Linked DNA regions of Mus musculus: region 1 is linked to region 2. The links are chromatin loops, found by intact Hi-C in ENCODE. Cell type or tissue: heart. All regions are shown on one strand.

Evidence for each region. Peaks named below come from ENCODE experiments on the same cell type or tissue, not always from the same donor. Only the 100,000 strongest peaks of a DNase experiment are listed, where the experiment ranks them.
Region 1: a loop joins it to region 2, with 2.2 times the contacts of the local background. A loop is called at or near these places in 10 of 42 quality-filtered maps.

The regions. Positions count from the first base shown.
Region 1 is chr4:8,839,669-8,847,668 of GRCm38, forward strand. Chd7 (chromodomain helicase DNA binding protein 7) reads left to right here. Exons shown (of 38, transcript NM_001277149.1): 18 at 721-888; 19 at 1,428-1,607; 20 at 4,644-4,754; 21 at 4,839-5,044; 22 at 7,411-7,610; 23 at 7,789-7,948. Among named protein-coding and RNA genes, the nearest start is that of Gm46842, 67 kb to the right of the region's middle. In heart, no CTCF peak of the experiment used is centred here; a DNase peak (open chromatin) is centred at 3,363; H3K27ac peaks cover 1,014 bases.
Region 2 is chr4:8,686,845-8,694,844 of GRCm38, forward strand. Chd7 (chromodomain helicase DNA binding protein 7) reads left to right here and starts at 3,562. Exons shown (of 38, transcript NM_001277149.1): 1 at 3,562-3,931. In heart, a CTCF peak has its summit at 3,193; DNase peaks (open chromatin) are centred at 3,487, 4,277 and 5,087; H3K4me3 peaks cover 4,330 bases; H3K27ac peaks cover 4,822 bases.

The DNA.
Region 1 (8,000 bases), 150 kb after region 2:
ATCAGTCACACCAGTGAACTAGTGTGTCATTGCCTTTGTCTCCTGACTCAGAGGATATCAACTAGTGATCACCTGATGTGTGATATGAGAGGAAACCCTTTAGAGTGTTGGTATCGTTCCAAACTGCACCTTTCATTATTTCAACAATGTGTGGTTTTAGAACTAACTAGAGAGACATGTGTTTCTTTTCGTTCTTTTGTTTTGTTTTGTTTTGTTTGTTTTTTGTTTTTAGAGACAGGGTTTTGCTGTATAGCCCTGGCTGTCCTGGAACTCACTTTGTAGACCAGGCTGGCCTCGAACTCAGAAATCTGCCTGCCTCTGCCTCCCGAGTGCTGGGATTAAAGGCGTGCGCCACCACACTCGGTGAGACATGTTTGTTGAGTTGATCACTTTGGCTGCCATAACAGAATGCTATGATGGGGTAGCGTAAACAATATCCATGCCTTTTTCAAGGTTCTGGAGTTGAACTGTGAGGTCTGGATGCCAGCAAGATTAGGTTATTGCTGCATAGACAGCTGTCTTCCTCCTGCTGCTTCTTACAGGACACTAATCCTGTTCATCAGGGCACCACCCTCGTGACCTAATTACCTCTGAGTCCTCATCTCTAAATCTAACATTGAGATCAGCTTTTAACCCACGTAATTAGGGAGGACACAGACCTGTGTGTGCTCCACAGTCCTGTGCTCCATTGCAGCAGCCTTTGGTTCCTTTTCTTTCTAGGCTCAAGCTAGATGCCACAGAATAGGGCAGAGCAAATCTGTGAAAATCTACAGGCTGATTACAAGGAACTCCTATGAAAGGGAGATGTTTGACAAGGCTAGTCTGAAGCTGGGTCTGGATAAAGCCGTGTTGCAGTCCATGAGTGGAAGAGAAAATGCCACTAACGGGGTAAGAAGAAACTGCCCAGGTTGTGCGTTCAGTCTGCCTTCCTTTTGCATCCAGCTAATTGTTAGGAAGTATTTGACATTGTTTTTTGTTGTTTATTTTCTTGAGACAAGGCCTCACTATGAGCTCTTGCTGGCCTGGAACTTGCAGATCCACCTGTTTTTAACCTCCTGATTTCTGGGTTTAAAGGAGTGTGTTACCACACTCCACTGGCTGGTGGTTTTGGTTTGGTTTGGTTTGGTTGGGTTGGGTTTGGTTTTGGTTTTATTCGAGACAGGGTTTCTCTGTGTAGCCCTGGCTGTCCTGGAACTCACTCTGTAGACCAGGCTGGCCTTGAACTCAGAAATCCGCCTGCCTCTGCTTCCCAAGTGCTGGGATTAAAGGCGTGCGCCACCACTGCCCGGCTCCACTGGCTGTTTTTTAACCTCAGATTCTCAGTATATTTTATTGTATTTTCCTTTGTTATAAGTAAACTCTCTTAAGACATTTAGTTTGTGTTTTAAGCCTGAATTACTCTGAATACTTAAAATTTCTCTGAAAAGGTACAACAGCTGTCCAAGAAGGAAATAGAAGACCTCCTGCGAAAGGGGGCATATGGTGCACTTATGGATGAAGAAGATGAAGGGTCTAAGTTTTGTGAAGAGGATATTGACCAGATTCTCCTTCGACGAACCCACACTATCACCATTGAGTCTGAAGGAAAAGGCTCCACATTTGCTAAGGTTTGAATCCAGGTCTTTAGTGCAGCCTTCTAGAACTCATGAAGAGAACTTATGCAGAACATTGGCCTTTCATTGTGAATTATAGACTAGTTATTACTTTCCCAGCGCCTCCCAACACACACAGCGTTCTCTGTGCGCTGGGTTCTCTCCTGTGCGGTCCCTCATGGTCCTGTCCTCCTGTGTTCTTCCCGATGCTCCCGCTATGAAGTCCTCGTGTGAATTTTGTTCTTCATAATCTCCCAGACCCCAGTGCCCAAAACGACCCGAAAAGATGATCAGGTCGCTCCATGTTTAAGTCTGTCTTGTTTTCCCCTTTCGTTAGGGCTCCACAGCTCTGCTCACAGCTAAAATGAGCCCATGGCATTCTACCCCAGCTCCTGCCACTGCCTGCCTCACAGCTGGCACCGTGTGCTCTTCCACCAAGCCAGCCCGCTAAGGCCAAGCTGCTCTGAGCCCTGACTGTCGCCTCAAACCCACTTGCTAGTATTCGGGTTGTCCACACCAAGGCTCACTCTACTTTGTAGTTTTGCTAAACTGGTTTACTTGCCGTAAAGCATGAAATTCAACACTTTGACATATTATAGGCTGGGGTGACCGTTAGCACAACGCTAGGTTTTGAATGTTCCTACTACCTCAGAGAGCTCCCTGTGCCCATTAGCAGGCAGTCCCTACCCTTCCCGCTTCACCCAGTTCTGCAAACCGCATGCTCTTTTTTTTTAAATAGCTTTGTCCACCCTGGAAACACCACTCGGTGTGAAGTTATATCACGTGTGGTCTTTTGAGTGCTTTCATAAAATTAATGTTTTTCATGTTTGCCCTTATACTATACATGGATAATTTGTTTTGTTTTGGTTTGGTTTGGTTTTTCCAGACAGGGTTTCTCTGTGTAACCCTGGCTGTCCTGGAACTCACTCTGTAGACCAGGCTGGCCTCAAATAATTTATTCCTTTATGGTTTGCAATGTTCTACTGTGCGGGTATCACACAGTGACCAGGTGATGATAAATGCTCCAGTCATTTATTAATTGCTAATTGATGAAATTTGGGTTATTTTTACTTTGGGATTTTCAGTGTAGTAGGGTTTTTTTTTTTTTTTTTTTTTTTGGACATGTCTTTTCGTTTCTCTTGCACATTCGACAGAAGCAGAACTCTAGGTGATGTTAGCTTTCTTGGCTCCCCAGTGAGGTCTGTGCATGCTTATCATTTAAGGAACTAACAGGCTGGGTTTCTTTGTTTCTGTTTCTCTTTTAAACAAATTGGGGAAAGTTCTGGGCTCCAACCCCCCCCCCCCATCTTCTTCCACTGGTCATTGTATACAGCATCCCTTATCTAAAAAAAAACTACTGCCTTCAGTGGCCCCTCCACTCTGCAGAAGCCCCTTCATCTGCCTTCACATCACATAAGACCTATTATTCCTTCTCCCCTTTTGCTTAAAAATCTCTTCCTGTCGTTTCATGACGGAGCCTACACACACACATATAGCATCCAGGTTCACATGTGAAACAAATGTGTTTATATCTCTGAGCCTGCCTTAGATTGCTCCACACCGTGGTTTCTGGCTCCATCCACTTCCTCGCAAGTGCCATGATTTTGTTTTTCTTTACAACTAAATAAAAGTCCACTGTGTATAGCTAGAACATCTTCTTTTATCAGTTCCTCTGTTGTTGGACATCTAGGCTGGTTCCATTTCCTGCCTATTGTGAAACTTGGGTGTGCAAGTGTCTCTGTGGTGTGTTGACTCAGAGACCAGCCTTCAAGAACACAATCTGGTGGCGTGGCTGGGTGACATGGTAGTGCTATTTTTAGTGGTTTGAGGCGCTCCACACTGACGTTCATAGTGGCTCTGTGAATTTTCGTCCCTATTGGCAATGAATACGAATTCCTTTTTCACTCCATCCTGGACAGCATTCCTTGTTTGTTTGTTTTCTTCCAATTTCTGTTTCCCCGGTGGCTAAAACTGTTGAACCTGTTTTCTTTCTGGATGGATCACTTCCTGTTGCTTTCCCATACCTGTGTGTTCAGGTGGCTTTTCCCTCGTCCTCACAGGTACCATGTTAACTAGTTTGTGATCTGTTTCAAGCTGAGCTGTCTGTGGTGTGAGGAAGGAGTTGAGCTCCCCCGTGGCCCCAGCTTGTAGAGGTTCTTCTCTGGCCTCTGCACGCTCATGTCGTTACAGTCTCTTGCAGTCTTTCCTCAGTCCTCACATGCAGTCTCAGCATGTGTAAGACACATGTGTAAGACACACGTACGTGTTTCACGCACGCATGCACGCACGTTCTCCTTCTGAGTAACATGCAGATGCCAGAGTTGGATGTGGTAGTTCTCCCTGCCTTCTTCACTCTTGTTGTTCATGTCTGCTGATGTCTACCTCTATTAATTTCACCTTTTGAAGAAGGTCTTTTTAGGAAGTCTTCTTCATATTTGGTCATTATTTCTGGTGTAAACTGCTGGAGCAGTGTGCTCTAACCTCACTGGTGGCTGTCGCTATAACTTCTCCCCCATGCAACTCGAGGCACAGCCATGTCCATATTAAACTTATCCCTATTTTCTAATAGCTCCTGCTTCCCCTGGGCTAGGGCTCAGACTGCTAACCACACGTGCCCGCCCCCTGCTCCGGCCTCCACCCTCATCAACTTGCCATGGCTCCTGTACCTCGAGCCCCTCATCCTTGCTCCTCTCCTGGGCCTTTGTGCAGGGCTCTGCCATGAACATTCCTGCCACCTCTCTTCTTGTACAAGTCTTCTAAAATATGGTCCAAGCATTTTCTTCTAGAGAAAACTAATTTTTTTTTTAGATCTGCTCCTAGCAGGACTTTGCTGGAACCAAGTTCCAGGCCTTTCTCAATTGCTTGTACTTTTCTACTCCTGTGGCAGGTGTGGAAAAGTGTACATGGGGCACTTGTCATCTGTCTCCCATCCACTATACTGCCTTGCAGAGGCTGAGCACGCATATACTGTGACTAGATAAACAGAGGCTACCGGGGGTCCTGACTCTGAGAACCGCATCTCAGAGTAACGCACACGTTTTCCACCTTTAGGCCAGCTTTGTTGCGTCTGGAAATAGGACAGACATTTCTTTGGATGACCCAAATTTCTGGCAGAAGTGGGCTAAGAAGGCTGAATTGGACATCGATGCCTTAAACGGGAGGGTGAGTGAGAAAGTCCCATCCAGACTGCTGCCTAATCTGACCCGAAGGTTGGTATGACGCTCACCATGCTTGCTCTTTCGTTAGAACAACCTGGTTATTGACACTCCTCGAGTGAGGAAGCAGACCCGGCTATACAGCGCAGTGAAGGAAGACGAACTGATGGAGTTCTCCGACCTGGAAAGCGACTCCGAAGAAAAGCCTTGTGCAAAGCCACGGCGCCCCCAGGATAAGTCTCAGGGCTATGCCCGGAGCGAGTGCTTCAGGGTAGAGAAGAATCTGCTGGTTTACGGGTAAGGCCGGTTCGCTGCATGGAGTCTCATTTTATTTTACCAACAGCTGGAATTCTCAGTTGTCATAGGAAAACCTTCTTTCTGTGGATCTGCGTGGCTCCCCTTAGCGTGGCCAGACAGATACCTCCGCACTAACTTTCTGCAGGTTGTGGCTCGTAAAGTCGATATGACCCACGTTCTAAATCCTCCTGGGTGTGGAGAGAGAAGCCACTGGAATTTATGAGTGCTAGCTTGCACCATGGGAATTACGACAGTTCTAATTATTAAAAACTAAGAATGATGTAAAATTGCAAAATCTTTTGGCAGTGTACTGTCACATAAACTTTATGACCATAGTCACCTTTAATAGATTTCTGCTGTAAAGGCTTAGCAGAGGCAGGGCTTCCTTCATGTGCCTGTCCTCCAGCTAGTCTGCAGCCTCAGAGCCCATCTGAACGTCTCCAGTCTGTGGGCTTCCTTCTGCTACAGGACGACTCCCACATCAGCTTCCCATCCCATGTCCCATGGCACCCACGTAGCACTTTGAATCGCAGGGTCCTCAGTAAACACCTGAATGAGTAGGAAGAACGTGCTCACAGATCATGGGGCTGTAGACAGATTCCATTAAAACAGAGACAGCCAACAGAGCACCTGTCACTGGTTCCATGTTGTCCTGGCTATGGCCTGAGGCATTTCTTCCAATGGCTCCTTGCTGGTGAAGGGGGGGGGGGGGCGACTGGGGGGATAGCACATGTCCGAGGCCTACAGGGTTCTGCGGCTGACACTTGTCTGTCGGAATCTTTCTCATGGGTGAGCTCTGTTTGGGAGCTTAGCTTCCACTAACTCCCCTGTCGCCCCTACCCTTCTCTGTGTGCCCCCTTGGTTCTGCCTAGGCCCCGCCCCCTCCTACACAGGTGACCAGCCTTAAGCCTGCCTCCGCTCCGCGCCCCTTTGCACTCTGGCCTGCATGTCTCATCATTCTCTCTCCTGATGGAATCCCATTCAGCATTTCCAGAAGGACAGGAGCTCTTTCAGTGTATCCTCAGTGTATGCGCCGTGCCACAGATACACCGTGCTGCATAGATGTTTGTGTGCCAGCTGTACACTGGGTAGCTCGCCGGCCTCTACCCAGGACAGAGACTTACCCCTGTACCTTTGCCCCTGTACCTCCTTCCTTGTTTCGGCCTGATGATCATAGATACAAACTATGTTGGAAACCTTAGGACTGGAGCATACTTATAACTCCTAGGATGCTCATGGCGTCTGTCTTTCAGTCAAGTCCTTTCCTCTTCCCACTTCTACTGTTATGGATTAAACAACCACCCTGTGGTGGGCACTCAGATACCAGAGCTACCACTGAGCAAGGCTGGTATAGCCTAAGAGGCAGGTGAGCAAGCAAAAATGTCAGTAGCCTATGAAGATGAAGTGACAGGCAGCGCCTGGCTAAGAGGACACAGAAGCTCAGCACATTCCCTTAAGACATAGGGACTGCCCTCACGCTTTGGGGGCGAGGAGGAGTCACAGAGAGAATCTGTGGCTGAGGGACATCAGAAATGTGCAGATGTGAGAAAGGGAGGGAGGAGCAAGCCCGAGGCCTGGGTCTGGGAGAGGTCAGAACAGCCAGGAAGAACCGTGGTTTGGCGAGAGGCAGCACATGGCAGAGGATTTTCTCTGTTCTCGAAGCACGACTCTCAGCTGTTACAGAAAGCAGCAGAGAGGCTCTACATTGTGAGCTCTGCCTGGTGGGGAAGGCACAGCTCAGGCGGCCTTTGAGCCCGTGTGTTATGTAGTAGGTATTTCTGAGACCGAGCAGTACGACGGCTGTTTGTGTGGCTGTTTGTGTGACAGTGGTACGTGTGCTTTTGTTTCCTGCGCTTAGTCCTTCCTCCTGGCATTTTTTTCTGGGAGGCCCTGAGACTTGGTCCAGCATCTTCCCTGAGCTGGAAGTAGCCATTCCCTGTTGAAAAGGAGCTCCAGGGCTTTTAGCACTTCACTAATTACTGAGGCATTTGAGATGGGTTGATGCAGCAGGACCCATCCGCATGTAGCTTTGATTTCTAGTAGTCACACAGACTTAAAGTCATCCTTCATCTCAAAAGGTTGAAGGAAGACAGATGCCAGGGTCCTCTGGTTGCTCGCATCTCCTAAAAATGACAGCCGTAGCTACCAGCAGCCTAGGAACACTATTGGCAAGCAACATGGGTGTCAGGGCTTTGTCGTTCCCTCTGTGCGGAGGTGTCGTACCTGTGCTTCTTTCCTATCTCTAGAAGTGACTAGTGCCGTTGTGGGTCCAGGATTTCTCAGTCCCAGACCCTGGCTGTCAAGGTGATGTCACATCTATATAGTCAGAGATTCCATCTGCATGCCACCTTTTTTTTGCTTTCTAGCTGGGGCCGCTGGACAGATATCCTGTCCCATGGACGCTACAAACGTCAGCTGACTGAGCAAGATGTCGAAACCATCTGCAGAGCGATCCTGGTGTACTGTCTCAACCACTACAGAGGGGACGAGAACATCAAAAGCTTTATCTGGGACCTCATCACACCCACGGCGGATGGCCAGACTCGGGCCCTGCTAAATCATTCCGGTAGGTCTGTCTTCTGTTCTTTGTGCTTCTGGGTCACAAAAGGCTACCAGAAACACCACCATTCGGTAAAAGGCTGCGGTGTAGACTCTTACTCTCCCACTGGGCCTTACAGTATCTGCCTCTGACACTGTAATGTGCACTGTAAAGGCATACGTGACTGTGACCCTGGTGCTTCTAGGTCTGTCGGCCCCTGTGCCGAGGGGCCGGAAGGGGAAGAAGGTGAAGGCCCAGAGTACGCAGCCAGTAGTGCACGATGCTCACTGGCTGGCAAGCTGCAACCCAGACGCCCTGTTCCAGGAGGACAGCTACAAGAAGCACCTGAAGCACCACTGCAACAAGTAGGTACCAGGCGGAGGTGGGCAAGCGTGCAGAGCGCCTGAGGTCAGCAAG
Region 2 (8,000 bases):
ATGATTTTAAAACCAACATCCTATCTGCTTACTTAAAAGATACTGTGCACTTATTGCTAAACATTTTGCACCACATGCTCTTAGGTAAATTAGAAAGCACTGGAAGGGTACTCCACAAATAACAATAATTTGCAGAAAAATAATTGAACCAATTCATATTTGTGTATGAACTATGTTAAAAAACCCAGAAGAAGTTACTTAACAAAGAAATAAGTCTTTAGGCAGAGGAGCCAAAGCCAAGCTCACTTTAATAGGTATGTTGCAGACTACCACTAACTGCAAAGCAGTATAACTAAGAAAGGAAAGGCAAATATTGGGTGAGAACTTGCAATTTTCGATGACATATGATGGCACTTTTTAATGGAGGAGGATGGACTGAGTTCCTGGCTTTTCTCTTGAGTTCTTCCATGGAAAAATTACAGGAAAAATATGTTGTTATTACATGAGGCAGAAAAAGTATTTTGGGGGAGGGGCAGGGAGGGGGATGGCTCAGTAGTTAAGTGCACTGGTTGCTCTTCCAGAGGACCCAGGTTCAATTCCCAGCACCCATATGGCTGGAGGTCCAGGGAATCTGACACCCTGCAAACAAAACACCAATGCACAGGAAAACACATTTTAAAAAAAGAAAGAAAACTTTTGGCTTTGGTTTTGGTGTTTCCTTCAGTACACAACATCCTTATGTATGCCTCTTTTTCTACATATTTTCAGTGGGATTACGGCATCATAATTTAATGCAAATGACTTGACTGGAGAAAGGAACAGAAATTTGGTAAATGTGGATGTAGAACAATTTTCAGTCCCTCTATACTGGAAATAGTGTGCTTTATAAAACAGTTTAGGGGCTGGTGAGATGGCTCAGTGGGTAAGAGCACTCGACTGATCTTCTGAAGGTCTGGAGTTCGAATCCCAGCAACCACATGGTGGCTCACAACCATCCGGAACGAGAAAAATTTAAAAAAAAAAACAGTTTAGATTTTAAAATATTTGAGAGACTGATAGGGCTTAAGTTTTAGTAGATGTTCTAGAAGTTTGAGTGCGTCTCCGTTATTCTGTTTATGCAAATGACTCTCTGTCATAAAGTGTTCACTCCGGTTATTTTCCCCCAATACAGTCAAACTTTTGTCTAAGCAGAGCTTAGCCTTACTCTGGTGAGTTCCATCTCTCTGAGTTCTTGGAAGTGGCTTTCCCTTTTCTGTTAGCCACAGGTCATGTGTTTGTGTTTCCTAACTGCAATCAATGGGTTCCCACTCCATCTGTTAGAGCCCTACCTCCTAGGTCGATAACACCTTTCTGCTGCCCTCAGGGCATGAGCAGCTTGGACAAGCAAGCCCTAATTCTTCGAGGATGTAGACCTCCCATTGTTCTTTCTGTTCACTGAATCTCAACTACCAATCAACTAGACGGCAAAGGGTGGAACCTTGTTAGCTTCACGCCAAGCGCCTAGAACCAAGCCTGGAACCTCTTACAATCCAATGTGAAAAGAATGTAAAAATCTGTCAATGGGGTAGCTTCAGCTGGGTGCTGGGAAGAAAAGCAACTCTTCCGCAGGAGTTTACATTTGGCTGTGAGTGACCCTTATCTGGCCCTGAGGTATTTGCATACTTAAAGCTAAAGCTTGTGAATTCAAATGATTCTCTTTGGGAAAACTTCAAGAAAGAAGCAAACGGAGAGAAGAGTGTTCCAGGCTTAGGGTAGTGGGGGGTGGGTGGGAGCTGAGGCTTAGCCGGTACAAAGCTGCCTAGGTCTGCGCCTGAGGGTCTTCGGGTTTTCAAGGCCCTTGGAGTTCTGCACCAGCAGAACCTCTGAAAGCCTGGACTTCTAACCCGGACTTCCCGGATAAGGAGGATATTAAGTCAGGGAGGGGAGATGTGGCTGATATGTCCCACACTGACTGTGTTTATCTTTGGCACATTACAAAAGTTAGTGTCCCAACGTCCTAGTGAAATACACAAGGACACAACAGGAGACCTCCACATAGTCACTTGGAGCCTAAACGTTATACTTTCATTAAATGTAGAGGTCATATTATTTAGCTTGTAAGTTGTCTTGAAATAGATGCGAGTCTGACAAGTGAGATTCCCCCCCAAGTATCTATGATAGTTTTACTTTGAGGGATATAAACTTATTATAAGTGGAAGACTTACATTAGATTTGTGATTTTTGGTTTATGATACTGGAGCTATAAAAAAGTAGATTTTCAATGTCACATTTTTTTCCCTGTAGTGTTAATGTTTTCTTCTGATTATCTGTAAACTATTTGATGACTATGTTTCTTTTAGAAATCCAACTTATGGCGAAAGAAAACCAGAATCAATGCACTTAAATAAGCAACAATTGTAAAAAAATTTTTTAAAAAAAAGAGTAAAACTATTTCTATTAGGAGATAGATGTCTAACTGATTAAGCTGCAGTATAAATGAAGCAGTTTTGGCAAGTCATTTGTCCATATAAAACTGTGTGATTCTAAGCTCAGTAGTAGTACAACCATCAGTGGGCCAGATTAGCATGCTTTGCCTTTTCTCTACGATTTTTGAGTTCAATAGCACTTACACAGCTGTCATAGCTGGCTGTATAACCTCCTTCCTTATTTATAAGTGAGTGCAGTCTTTAGCCTAATAAAACCATACTGGAGTTTACAATTGTTGACCGTTTATAAATCTGCTCCGTGTTTCACACACAAAAGATGCTTAGTAAATGTTTAAATATCTATTACACAAGAGGGAAACTAATTTAAAAAATGTCTTCAAGGTTAATATTCATCTTGTACCGGAAAGAGAAATGGGCAAGAAGGTCGGCTATTCAAAGCTGGAAGATGATATTTAGTGCCACATTGGCGAAGGAATGATGAAAACACTCCAGTTCTGACACGTTTAAAAATGGGCACACATCCTATTTCTTTGTTTCATAACCATTGCGCTATCCCTTCGTTTTTTGGCATGCTAACAAATTCAACTAAAATCAATGCTCTCTAGTTAAAACTTTTTGATTTAGTGGCAGATCCCGCTGTCCTATCACCGAGGACGTCAGTTAAAGCCAAGTGGTGAGGCAGGGATGGATCTATTTGAAAGGAAAGGCGTCCATCCTAGGTATTTCGTGTGGGAAAATCATCTCAAGTTGAAGGATAATTACAGAAGAGACACCCAAACACCCCTAGCCTCCTCGGTCCGCACCGGGCTGGCCACCCCTCGCGGTGGCGGGGGGTCACTACGGGCTCCGGGCCTCCGCTTCCTGCCCCAGGGCGGCGCACCGCGGCTCCGGGAAGGTGCTGCGCGGAAACGTGGCACCCTCTGCACCCGCGCGAGAGCGCTGGCAGCAGGCGGCCCGAGAGGCTGCGGCGGCCGCGCACCGGGACCGACACCCGCCCGCTGCGCCGGCGCCCGGCGGGACGGGAAGGGGCGGCCGCCCGCGCCGCGCCGCCCCCTTCTCTCGGCCTCTCCGCGGCCTCCGCCACCCCGGCCGAATTCTTGCATAAATTATGCCAGGCGCGCCTGACGTCAGGTGGCGGCGCGCGGGCGCGGGCGCGCCGCGGAGAGAGCCGGCCGCGGGCGCGCGCGGCCCGGGAGGCTCGTGCGCGCGGCGTGCAGGGCGCGCGCAGGCGCTGGCGTGCTGGGGCCGCGGCGGCGGCGGCGGCGGCGGCGGCAGCGGTGGCGGCGGCGGCGCGGGGGTTGAGCCGTGGTGGTGCGGACGCGCTCGTGCTCGGGAACTATCGGATTAAACTTGAATCGAGTGGAATTACACAAAGGAGCGCCGCGGAGGAGGCGGCCCGGGGACCCGGAGACCCCGCAACTCGCCAGAGCCCCGTCCGCGCGCGGCCAACTCCGCGTCCGTGGATCAGCCCCCGGCCGCGGCCGCCGAGCCAACTCCGGAGCCGCTCTGCGTTTTGTTCCCCACGGCGCGCGGCGGCTGACTAGCCCGAGCGAAGGAGCGAGCCGGTGAGCGCAGACTTCCCCGGCGCCCCCGGGAGGGGCGGCGGCAGGAAACCGTGCCGGGCCGCGGCCGCGCGGAGTTGCGAGAGGGGAGTTGGGCGTGTGCGGGGCGCGGGGAGAGGTGCGCGGGGGCCGCGGTCGGCAGGAGCGTAGCGCCGCCCGCCCGGTCGCCTGCGTTGCTGCCGCCGGGGCCCGAACCCGCGGCCCGAGCGCCGCCCCGCGCCCCAACTTTTGCCTGCGTCCGCGGGGCCGGCGGCGGCGGGGGCGCGCGGGGCGGCCGAGGGTCACTTCCTCGCATGTAAATGGCTTTTTGTTGTGCTGCCGGCGTCGGGGGGGACGGGGACAGGAGGGAGCGTGTCTGCGCTCTGGGGAGCGCGAGCGCGTTTCCTCCCGCCGGCACCGAGCACGAGTTGCCGGCTGCGTTCGAGAGAAAAGGGAAGGAGGAAAAAGTTGGGTTCCAACTCCGGCGCGAGCGGCGGCGGGCGCGCGGGCGCGGGGCGCTGAGCGCGGGGCTCGGGGACGGCGGCGCCCCCCGCCTCGCCCCCGCCCCCCGCTCCGGCCCGACCACGCCGCGCTCGCCGGGAGCGGCGGCCGCACCGGCGCGAACAAAGTGCGTCCCTGCGGGCGCGGCGGCGCTAGCCCGTGCGGGGACGGCCACGGGCGAGGTGGGTCGGCGGCAGGGAAAGTGCGCGGGGCGCCGCGTGGGGCGGGGGCGGGGGTGGCGCGAACACGCGGCGCGGGGGGCGTCCCGAGCCCAGCCGGTGGCGGCGGCGGTCGCAGAGTTCCGAGCCCGCAGCTAGGGGTTCCTGGGGCTCCCCGGCAGCTCCCAAGTGCGCGAGGACGAGAAGAAAGGGAGCCGGGCTGGGGCGAGTGCGGGCGGGCGACCGGGGGACCCCACCTTGCCGAGCTGGCCGGGCCGCCAGCGGCGGCATAATAGCGACTTTAATCCGCGATCCCAACTCGCGTCCCCGCTCCCCTCCCCCCAGCCTGTCGGGGGTCCGGGCGGGGGCGGGGGTCGCCAGGTGGCCCCGGAGCGCCGGGGTTACGCGGTGGCCCCGCGGAGAGCCGGCTCGGGGCGCGAGCGGCCGAGGTGGCTGGAGGCCGAGCGGTCAGCGAGAGAGGAAGGAGGGTGGCGGGGAACGCGTTGTTTGTTTGCTTCGCACCGGGGACAGGGCTCGCTGGGGGCGCGGGCGGGGCGCGGCGGGGCGCGGTGCGGGGTGGGCGAGGCGGCGCGGGTTGAGTGGCACGGGGAGGGGGCGGCCGGTTGGCGGGGGACTGGTCAGGAGGCTCCGGGGAAGGAGCCGCTGGCCCCGAGCAGCCATCATTCCCGAGTCGCCTTTCTCCGGATGGCTCTGCCTCGAGGAGCCTTGCGCCGTGGGAGCGCACCCCAAACTCTGGCCCGGTAGCCCGCTTTGTGAGCGCCCCCGTGGAGCCGGCGGCCCGGGAGGAGCTCCGGCCCGGCAGCGCGGTTCTCCCTGGAGGTCACTTTTAGAGACTGTTCACGCCTGGGTTTTAAACTAGTTTTTTTTTTTTCCCCCTTCTTCTTCCCTCTTCTGAACAGACAATGGACAAAAGAAAAGTAGCAACCCACATGGAGAGTTTCCTTTGAATTGCTAGAATTAGATACACTATCCAGTTCTCCACTTGCTAAGTATACTTTTTAGTTTCCCATTGTGTATTATCTAGCAATCGATTTAAATAACTTACTTAAACTGTGTCTATCCTCTGAGCTGGATCTCTGAATATATTAAATATTTTTAAATAATTTTGTGAGCTCTGGTTTTTATTTTTTTTTAAGATTTTAAATTGAAGCCGTCTTTGCAGTGGGTGACACCTTCCTAAGGGGCCCACAGTTACTTTCCCTCAATTCTCTTTCTGTAAGAGGGGGAATACTCATCATACGTGTGATAATCAGTGGGAGAAAAATACATCTCTTTATTTCCTCACAGATCTGTTCTAACGATGACAAAAAAATCTTAGTGGCAATGACCCAGAAGCTCCGTACCTGATTTATTCCAGTTATAATTACGTTTCGATTACAGTAATGTCCGAGAAATAACTTGAGCAGTGGTTTTATGAAGTTGCATCCTCCCCAGCCCCCAGAGTACATCTGTCGCACAGTGTTTTTGTCTCGCTGTTGCACAACAGAAAGCCCTCCAGTCTTTCCCCTAAAATGGCAGCTTTCATTTGACTGGGGCCCATTCATTGACAACGATAATAAAGAGGCTGAAAGCTAGATGCTTGGGGCACAGAGGACTCGGATTGCCTTTCTAGGTGATAAGTAGGCGACATTTTAAGTCTTCCAGTTTCCTTATGAAAAGTTTATTTTCCTTGAAAAACTGCAAGAAAACAAAAAGAACAGTAAAAGTAAAAATTGGAAATGGGAAAGGGCTTGGTCAGCAAATTTTAAGAGCTATTTAAAATGAAAAATGCTTTTTTTTTTCCTTTTTGTCCACTGGGTGAATACAGCACTCCCTTCCCTGTTTCTGGTACCTGCTGGTTAAGGGGGATAATGCGTTTTTGACAGGCTTGTAACAGGTGAATTCCCCAGTGTGACACCCCATTTGAGGTTGTTTCCTGGGAGTGTGTGTTTTGATTTTATATTTTTTAGGTATCTTGCCCCCACCCCTCAAAAAATCTGGACAGATTGGTAAATTTGAAGTTTATGAGTTTCTATCCCATGTTTATGCTTTCAAAATTAAAGTTTCTAGATTAAAACAAAAAACAAGTTAGCTAGTGAGGTAAGTGAATCCCAGGCTGTAGTTACCCTGCTTAATCAGTGGAGTTAGTTTGACATCAGTTTTAAAATTGATTCCCTTTTCTATGTCCTTAGCACAAGGACAGAATGAGAAATAGTAGAGTGGTATGTTAGTTTAATATAGATAGTTAAATCTCAACTTTTTTTTTCTTTCAAGGAGAAAAATAAACTAGTTACACACACACACACACACACACACACAGAGAGAGAGAGACACCACCCCAGTTGAAAGTATTAATTCAGTCAGGAACTTGGTGTTAAAACAGCATTTTTGTGGATTCATCTAGGCTTGGTCTAGTTTTTAATCAGTTTGACTTGTGGAATCTTGCCAATACTTTTTCCATAAGGAGTGTTCTCTGTCAGCCTTGCTTTTCCTGGGAGGTCAGAACTATAGTAAGTTCCTTTATGATTTTAAACATCAAGGCAACATTGCAACCTTTCTTGTACACTGATGCAAAGTCAGGAGCTAAGGAAGCACTTAGATTTTCAGCAGGGAACAGGGACATATACTTGTCTGTGCTTCTGCTTTGTGACCCAGAGTATAATGTGGGAGCCAGGTTTAGGACAGTTCTTTCAAACCGGGAATTAAAGTATCTTATTTGCTGTGCATGACTAAGTTTGCTTGCCATTCAGTTAGCTTTCATTTAGTTCCCTTTCTTTCTGTGGAAACCTTCCTCTGTGGAGGAACTCTGTAAGAGACAGGGCTTTCCCTCTGGAAGTTTATCCTCTAGTAGCAGGGAAACTACTTTCTGCTTGTCTTGATCCAGGGTGAACCATAGAGGTGGTAGTTCTTTTCCCTATAGCAGACACCCTGGCTGTCTTGTAAATAGCTCCTATAAATAAGTTATCACAAGAGTGAAAATGCTGCTTAGTCAGGGCTGAGTAAAGTAAGCAGAGAGAGCAGATCTTCAGAGTCCTCCTTCAAAAAGTGGTTGATCCTGGAATTCAGGTGGTTTCTGCATGGCAAACATGCACGTGCACACCATCGGCTGAACACACGCGACAGCATCTTGAAGAGCATTTGAGAGGCACTGCTGTGACTGAAGGAACTTTACTGGTCCTCTGACTCTGGACTCTCTTACGTGTTTGTGTGTCGTTTGGAGGAGGTTTTCTGTTATGCCTTTTAAAAAGTAGAACTTTAGTAGTGTGTTTCTTCACTGGTTTCTAAAACTGGTAAAACCTTGAGTTTGGAAGATAAAATAGTTCTCTTTCTTGAGAAGACTGTGTTTTGTCTTCTAAAAATCTTTGACAACTGAAGACAACTGGTGGTGTTGAAAATTCAAAAAAAATGGGATCACATTTTATTTTTCTACAAAA